Regions from separate parts of the Homo sapiens genome. Here region 1 is linked to region 2. A link is a contact called in ENCODE Hi-C or POLR2A ChIA-PET data. All regions are on one chromosome and are shown on one strand. Each heading gives the region's core, a stretch centred on a gene start or an enhancer-like site at or near the end of the contact. The rest is flanking DNA. Distances are from core to core; before and after follow the strand shown. Region 1 overlaps PODXL (podocalyxin like). Region 2 overlaps LOC105375508 (a long non-coding RNA gene).

The links. A loop is a pair of places that touch in the nucleus more often than their neighbours do. ChIA-PET counts read pairs that join two places held with the same protein, here RNA polymerase II (POLR2A). Pooled maps may share reads with other maps.
Region 1: a map of OCI-LY7 shows a loop between it and region 2 (2.3-fold over the local background). The contact joins two enhancer-like sites. A Hi-C loop is called at or near these places in 1 of 168 maps with a recorded cell type or tissue (OCI-LY7), 1 of 37 single-sample maps with no recorded cell type and 7 of 50 pooled maps. POLR2A ChIA-PET finds 5 or more read pairs at or near these places in 2 of 52 experiments (OCI-LY7 and activated T-cell).

Annotation. Positions count from the first base shown.
Region 1 is chr7:131,501,084-131,504,635 of GRCh38, forward strand. It overlaps PODXL (podocalyxin like), which reads right to left. Exons shown (of 9, transcript NM_001018111.3): 9 at 1-3,425. The coding sequence ends at 3,228. Among named protein-coding and RNA genes, the nearest start is that of PODXL, 54 kb to the right of the region's middle. Within about 2 kb of position 1,935, at least 14 of the 41 ENCODE cell types and tissues checked have a DNase peak (open chromatin) inside an H3K27ac peak, as active enhancers do.
Region 2 is chr7:130,843,853-130,847,953 of GRCh38, forward strand. The region is part of intron 3 of LOC105375508 (a long non-coding RNA gene); the gene reads left to right. It also overlaps the pseudogene LOC100133252. Among named protein-coding and RNA genes, the nearest start is that of MIR29A, 31 kb to the right of the region's middle. Within about 2 kb of position 1,504, at least 5 of the 41 ENCODE cell types and tissues checked have a DNase peak (open chromatin) inside an H3K27ac peak, as active enhancers do.

The DNA of each region.
Region 1 (3,552 bases), core at 685-3,184, 660 kb after region 2:
GCAGGGTTGCATTTTAAAATTAAAAAAACAAAACAAAACACCTGATCTACAAGACAAATACTTTATCATAAGTTTGTCTTGTTATATTTCATTTTTTGTTTAAAAAAAAAAATCAAGCAAAAACTTGTCATTTCCAGTAAGACATTTACATTCCTGTCCAGAGAAAAAACTTGGCCATCACTCAGCTAACATAATGCTTTTTCAAAGTATGTTCACTTAAAGCAGTGCAGGGTAGGTTAACATGGTCACTGTATTTACATTATCAAAAAAATATGTGTATATGTATCAGTTTGAACTTGTTCTTCAAAGTTTCTCCAGTATATTGTCAAAAAAGATAAAGCTCAAGAAGTGGTTTAAATAAACTTTCTGCTAGCTTTCCTTATCAAGCGGGAAAAAAATCTGGTGCCTAGACTAGATTAAACCCGTATTCTGTCTTACAACGCAAAGAATATTCTGTACCTCCTTCATAAGCTTTGCTGCCTGTCTCCCCACTCTCATGACAGTAGGCTTCCTAGTCATCATACTTGTGGTTTCTGGCCTCCTGTGCAGCTTGGGGAAACCACAGTTTACCACTGAAAGAGCTGATGATAAACTGTCTTTGCTACAACCTGTTTAAGTCATGCTGAGCTTCTAGTGTTCCTCTTACCTCTTCCCAGACCCAATGCTCTCTGAATTATCAGAGAGCATTTAGAACCCAGTAAAGGTGGCAGAAGATGATGACCTTTATAGATGCATGGCTGTTTGGCCTGTTGACATAGGTGTCCTGGTGGCAAGAGCAAGGCAAGGTGTCAGATTCTGAAGCTGTCCTAAGCCTAGACTAACACAGTTTGGACGAATATAAAGCAGTAACCTCTGAATCAGCCCAGAGCCTCTCCGGGTTCTCCTTGGACAGAGCGATGGAGAGTCAGGAGAGTCAGGACCGACCTGGCCAGGCACTCCTGCTCTCTAGTCCTTGCCAGTCATCATCTGTCTCCAAGAGGCCATAGGGTTGCAGCCTTTGATTGATTTGCAGAGGCCTATTTGCTGTCTCCGTCAAAAGCCCTGGCTGGTGAAGTGTGACCCAGGATCAGCAAAGGAGGAATAATCCAGTCTGGCCTCTCCCACGGGACCACAACAGAAAACCTACTGGGTGGAGAGAACCCAGCGCTGGGCAAGAAGGAAGCAAACACCTCACTCAAGCCTAACAAGATTTCCTGTTTTCCCCCAAACAGGCACTGTTCTCCATCCTGCCCACCTCCAAACACTAGAGCATCGGGGCAGATGTTTTTGGAACTTGTTAGCCTCGCATCCCTCTAACTCCTGGGAAACTCGCTGGGGCCCTATGTGAACCCCTGGCCTTCCTTTTCCCCTAGGATATCAGATGGCTACAGACTGTGAGGAAGGAATTAGGCAGATGGTGCAGGACAGATCTTCCCCAGCCCCTCCCCCTACCCTTTTAAAAAGTAAGCCATCCCGAGTGGATAGCCTATTTCATCAGAGCTACTACAGCCGGAGCCTGACTCTTAAGACCCTGGAGGTGTGGCGTTTCACCCGAAAAATGGCAATTTCATTCCCCTAAGCAGTTCTGCCCATTTTCCTACTTGATCCCAGGGAATTTACGCCCAGAACGATGGAGACCATGGCGAAAGTTCAACATTCCACACAGGATTCCCCCTTCTCAATCAGATGAAACCTCACCATGCCCACTGCTTAGGAGCCTTCTACATGGCAGCTAACTGCCGAGCCCATAAAAGTCCTATATTGGGGAATAGACATAGCTTTGTGTTCCCCTGAGATGCCACCAGAAACTGCAAGAGAACCGCAGCAGCCCCACTAGGCTCACAGAGAAGAGGAACAGCAAGGCCTAGCTCCAGGCCAGGACAGTGGGACGTTCCCACAACAGTCTGTCCCCCAGGCTGCCCTTCATGCACCCAGCATGCACTGCGCTTTCCAGGCCCTCTTTTCCTGTGGCACAGGAGAATCAGAGTGAGTGAGATGAGCTAACTGGACGTCTGCCAACTGTCTGAGCTTTTGGCCTTTGGCAGTGGAGGGCTGGGTTAGAAAACAACTATAACAAAACTCTCAGCAACTTGAAATGTCCCTGAGTTTCCTATGATATACAGGGGAAAGCCTGTCCTTCCTGGCTGCTTTAATGGATTGTCTCTGAAGACACATCGCTGATGGGGGGCCCCGGGAAGGCCTCTCCTGCAGCCACTGCTCTTTCATACTGGGTCTCAGGGAATCACTCCCATCAGCTGAGCAGTGAACAACAAAAGGAACACGCTGCTCTCACTAGCTACAGCAGATTTTAGTCCCTGGTGGAAATGGAAGCCCAAAGAAGATCGTGGGTGGCCTCTGCAAGGAGTGCCAGGGGCAATGGGCCAGTGTTCCTGCTGACCCCTCATCAGCTGCCCTGAGATACCAGCCTGGACTCGAGTGTCCCCTTCTCTCCTCACCTGCACGCAGGTCCCCTAAGCAGACCTGGTTCACGCACGGAGACCTGTGTGGGTTAAGCCCCCATCTCACGAAGCAAATGTGAGAAAATCCGAATCCAGAACAAGGGGTTCAAGGTTATGAATAACCTGTGCTAATCCCAGAGGCCCCAGGACAGAGTAAGTGGGAACAAACACTGAGTGTAGGGAGGGGTAAGAACATAGAGGGTGGGAAGATGGGTACACGAGGCTGGGGTAGGAGAAGGAAAACTTGGGAGCTGGACTTTCAGGTCGTCAGATCCCACCGAGCCAGGATGTAGCCCTGCCCTCCTTTCCAGCCCAGCCACCTGCTGGAGTTTCACCCCTGCCCGGGACTGCTCTGGACGGAAGGCACATGTGAACACAGCAGTGTGGCATGGTGCAAATGGAATCTTTGTTCTCATCCTGGCTCTGTCACCAAGTGGCTCTGACCTTGGGCAAGTCACTTACCCTCTTCAGGTCTCGGCAATCTCACTGCAGAATGAAGGGATTCCACTAGTTCATCTATAAAGTCCCTTACGTGGCTTTTTCTTGATCTCCCTCATCATCCAGCAGCACTGAGCTCAGGCACTAGTGGGTTATTTTACAAGAGGAATCTGGACAGAATGTGATTTGTTCAGGTTGAAAAGGGAAAAATTAAGGCCCTGGGGGGATTGGGAGGGGACACCCCTCGGAGTTCACTCTCCCTCCCCAGTCTTTCCCTTCCCCATCCAAACGGCACTTGGGGTGGTTGGTCTGGAGCTCTGTGGTGCTGCTGGAGGCCACCGGCAGACCGGACTAGAGGTGTGTGTCTTCCTCCTCATCCAGGTCGTCCTTGGTCAGGTTGTCCAGAGGGACGATCCAGCTGTCCCCCAGCTCCCCGTTGAGGCTGACCACCTTCTTCTCCTGCATCTCAGAAGAGGTCTCCATCACTTCCAGTGTTGGGTTGTCATGGTAACCATTCTCCACTGTCTGCAGCTCCTCTGTTAGCCGCTGCTAGAGTGGGGAAGGTGACCGGTGAGAAGGGGGTTTCAGAGGGCTCTGAGCTTAATACAGCGCATGTACGTACCCCTCCCACTCAGGAGCCCCACTGTAGCTAAAGCAGGCCCTCATTGCTCGCCTG
Region 2 (4,101 bases), core at 254-2,753:
TCTCCCTCCATTTCCCCCACAAGAGCCGGGTGCTGCCTCTGCTCGGGCCCCGCTGGTGCACGTGCGCTCGGTTGGACACACAGGCGGTCTCGGCCTCTTTCTCTACTTTGAAGACTCGGCTGTAATTGTGCTATTAAACTTCTTCCATATTATACTCAAAAGCAATGCTTCATTTCCCCCCAAAAGAAGAAATCAAGTAAGTAAAAACATGTTATAATTTATATAGAAGGGTACTTTGCATTTGTTAAAATGCTTTATAATGGTTCTAATCTTCTTCCTTAAAGAAACCCTGAGAAAGCCTTTCTTTCTCAGCTGTACAGATGGAACAGGTGAGGGGAGGGGACGCAGAGGTGTTGCCCAGAGCTTCTGAGTCCGTGGCTGAGCCCAAATCTCCCAAGGCAAATATGACAAATGTTATTTTCTCCTATTTATAAAGCTCCCTTACAGCTGGAGGGATTTTCTTCTAAATCTACTAAACATTGAAGTACCTAAAAACAATAGTCCCACATTTGGAAACAGACCAAGGGTGTGAAGTTTTAGCTCTTGTTTCTAAGGTTATAACTGACGACCAGACTGGGGTTAATTATGCACCCAAATGATAGTGTTTCCTGCCAAGGACATTCTGATTCACTGCTTACCAGATCAGGTAATGCTGGTGGCTAAGCTCCTCCACCAGGCTTTTAGGGTCTCCTAAAGACCCTAAAAAAAAGGAGGTGTCTTCATTCTCACTGGCTCCAGCCAACCCTTTAGATTGCTAATAATTCAAATGTGGAGCATTCAGTAGCAAGAGGATTGTGCGCTCATTTATTCATAGCACTCCTTCCCCAAACTACGTTGGGAGACACATCAATCAGTGTGTTAGGAAGACCTGATGGCTGTGCTGTTCAATATGGCAGCCACCAGCCACATGTGGCCATTTAAATTCTAATTAAAATCAAGTAAAATGTAAAAGCCAGTTGCTCAGTTGCACTAGCAATGTTTTGAGTGCTCAGTAGTGACATATGCCTGGAGGCTACCGTATTGGGTAGTGCAGATATAAAATATTTCCATCACTCCGGAAGGTTCTATTGGACAATACTGCTTCTTAGTGTGTTATGGTGAGTAAGACTTCCCAAATGGTCTTGGTATCTTCTGCCATGCGGGCTGCTGGGCTGCCTCATATCCTTTTTTTTTGGTTTATTTGTTCATTTGTTTTTTTAAGAGACAGGGTCTGGCTCTGTCACCCGTGCTGGAGTGCAGTGGTGCAATCATAGCTCACTGCAGTCTGAAGTTCTGGAGCTCAAGTGATCTTCCCACCTCATCCTCCCAGTTAGCTGGGACTACAGGTGGGTGCCACCATGCCTAATTTTAAAAAAATTTTTGTAGAGGTGGGGTCTCATTTTATTGCCAAGGCTGGTCTTGAACTCCTGGGCTCAAGTGATTTTCCCGCTTCAGCTTCCCAAAGTGCTGGGATTACAGGCATGCACCACGGCACCCGGCCACACGTCATCTCTCACTGTTTCAAAGCCCAGCCCCTTGTTGGCACCATCCCAGGCAATGAGTCTTCCCCAGGGCCACCCTGCCCTTCGTTTTTCTCTAAATTCCCTCACCTTCATGGGAAGCCTCTTCAAAATTAGAAATTTGCAAGTATGTGTAGTTCTGTTAGCTGGGTGAAGCTCTTGATCCCTTGGGTCCCACAGCTGTCTTCTGTCAGCGAGGCTCACACGTCTGTGTCCCTGGTCACAGGTGCGAGTGGGGCACATTCCTCATCCTCTCCACCCCCGCATGCCCTGCCCTCCAGGGGCTCTGTGCCCATGGGCGTTCCCCAGGCTTGCCCACTGCTCTCATCTGTTTCTCACATCTCTGTTTCTCCTCCTGGCCAAACCCTCTACATCTACAGCCGATTGTTTGCTGATTAGAAGCTGTTTATGTACTTAGCAGAAAGAAAACTTGCCATTTCTGAAGGAAGAAATGAGGCAGCAAATGTGCAGGGGAGAACAAGATTAGGCAGGATCAAAAGGCAAAGGCAGGATGCTCACAACAAAGCTGAAAATTATAACCCTGATGGTTCATTCTCGTGGAATTCACTGGCTGCCAGCACACTATGGGTGTAACCGTAAGGCCTGTGGATGATCTCTCTGCCTTCTCCCTGGCTCTCATCTGGTAACATCCTCTCGCAGTGCTCGAGGTCATCGTTAAAACATGAGAGAGAACAACACGACGATGAACTAGTTTGCTTGGATGCAAGTATTTGACCAGTTCTTTCATCCACAAATCTGGAAATAAGTAAATGTATTTTATATTTGAAAAGTATGAGAAATATGGTCTGAAAAATTTCTCTCTCATGCTTTTAAAATATATTAAAATATTTTAAAATATTTTAAATAAAACAAGCAAGAGCACAGAGTTAGGTATATGAAACATCAGTCCTTAGTCACTGTGTTGGGGTTCTCCTGAGAAACAGAATCGGACATACATAATTATATGTGTATATATATATATATATATTTATACACATATATATGTGTACGTGTGTATATAGATATACCTATGTGTATACATGCATGTATGCAGATAGGTATGTGTATAAATATATACATATGTGTGTGTATATATAGAAATATATATATACACATATATAGAGAGATTTATTTTAAGGAACTGGCTCTTGATTGTGGGGGTTGGTAGGTTGGGGCTGGCTAGCGGGCTAGAAATTCTGGGAGGAGTTGATATTGTAGTCGAGTCTGAAGGCAGAGTTCCTTCTTCTTCAGGGACCTCAGTCATTTTTCTTAAGACCTTCAACCGACTAGATGAGACCCATCCACATTATGAAGGGAAATCTGTTTTACTCAAAGTCTACTGATTTAAATATTTCAGTATTAATCACACCTAAAATATATCTTTATAGCAACATCTAGACTGGTGTTTAACCAAAACTGAGCATCACAGCCTAGCTAAGTTGACACATCAAATTAACCCTCACTGTCACCAAACATCTAATTAACAGGATGGCTGAGTGTGTTCATTGGCTCAGGCTGCCATAACACAGTACCACAGGCTGGGTGGCTTCAACCACGGAGATTCGGAGATCAAGATGTGGCCAGGGATCGTGTCTTCCGAGCCTCTCTCCTTGGCTTGTAGATGGCCGTCTTCTCTGTGTGTTTTTAGTTGGTCTTCCTTCTGTGTGTGTCTGTGTCCTAATCTCTTTTTATAAGGACACTGATCATGTTGGATAAGGGCCTACCCTCATGATCTCACTTTAATTTACTTCCTACTTAAAGACTCCATCTCCAAGTACAGTCACATTCTGAGATTCTGAGGTTTAAAATGTCAACGTTTGAAGTGTTGGTGGTGCGGAGGACACAGTTTAGCTCATGACAGTGGGAAAACAGACAATTCCAAGGTGGTAGTGGGTATGCATTGTGCTGAGAAGGGCCGAGTTCAGTGCAGTCACTTGCAAGTTATCTTGATCTGAAAACAGATGATCAGTTTGCGTTGATAAATGGATAACTTTCCCTGTGTGCCTTAAAATTGCCTTCACATTTAAAGAATGAGTATGTATGCGCAACTGTTAGGCTGAAAAAAAAAGTTGTACTATTAAGTAGACAAACAGTTTGCTACCTTGAAATGCAGAGATAGGTATGACTCCACATGGTGTCACTGTAGATATCAGCATCCTCCTTCTCCAAAAATAATAAAGCGAAGCTGCTGGATGGGGCTGTTGGCTACTCTCTTTGGTGGAGAGGTTCACTACCTGTTGTTTTTACATTTATATTTTATTCTTTTTTTTTTGCCACAGGGTTTTGCTTTGTCACCCAGGCTGGAGTGCAGTGGTGCGATCATGGCTCACTGCAGCCTCCAACTCCTGGGCTGAAGGGATCCTCCCACCTCAGCCTCTGAGTAGCTAGGACTACAGGTACATGTCACTGCATCCAGCCATCTTATTTTTCGGGGGTGAGGGGAGCACTTTTTGGAGGTGGGTGGGAACATTCTTTCTGGCGTTTAAAATTTTTTCTTTGTGGAGACAGGTCTCACTACATTGTCTAACCCGGTCTCAAACTCCTGGCCTCATGCAGTCCTCCTGCCTTGGCCTCCAAAAGTGCTGGGATTATAGGCATGAGC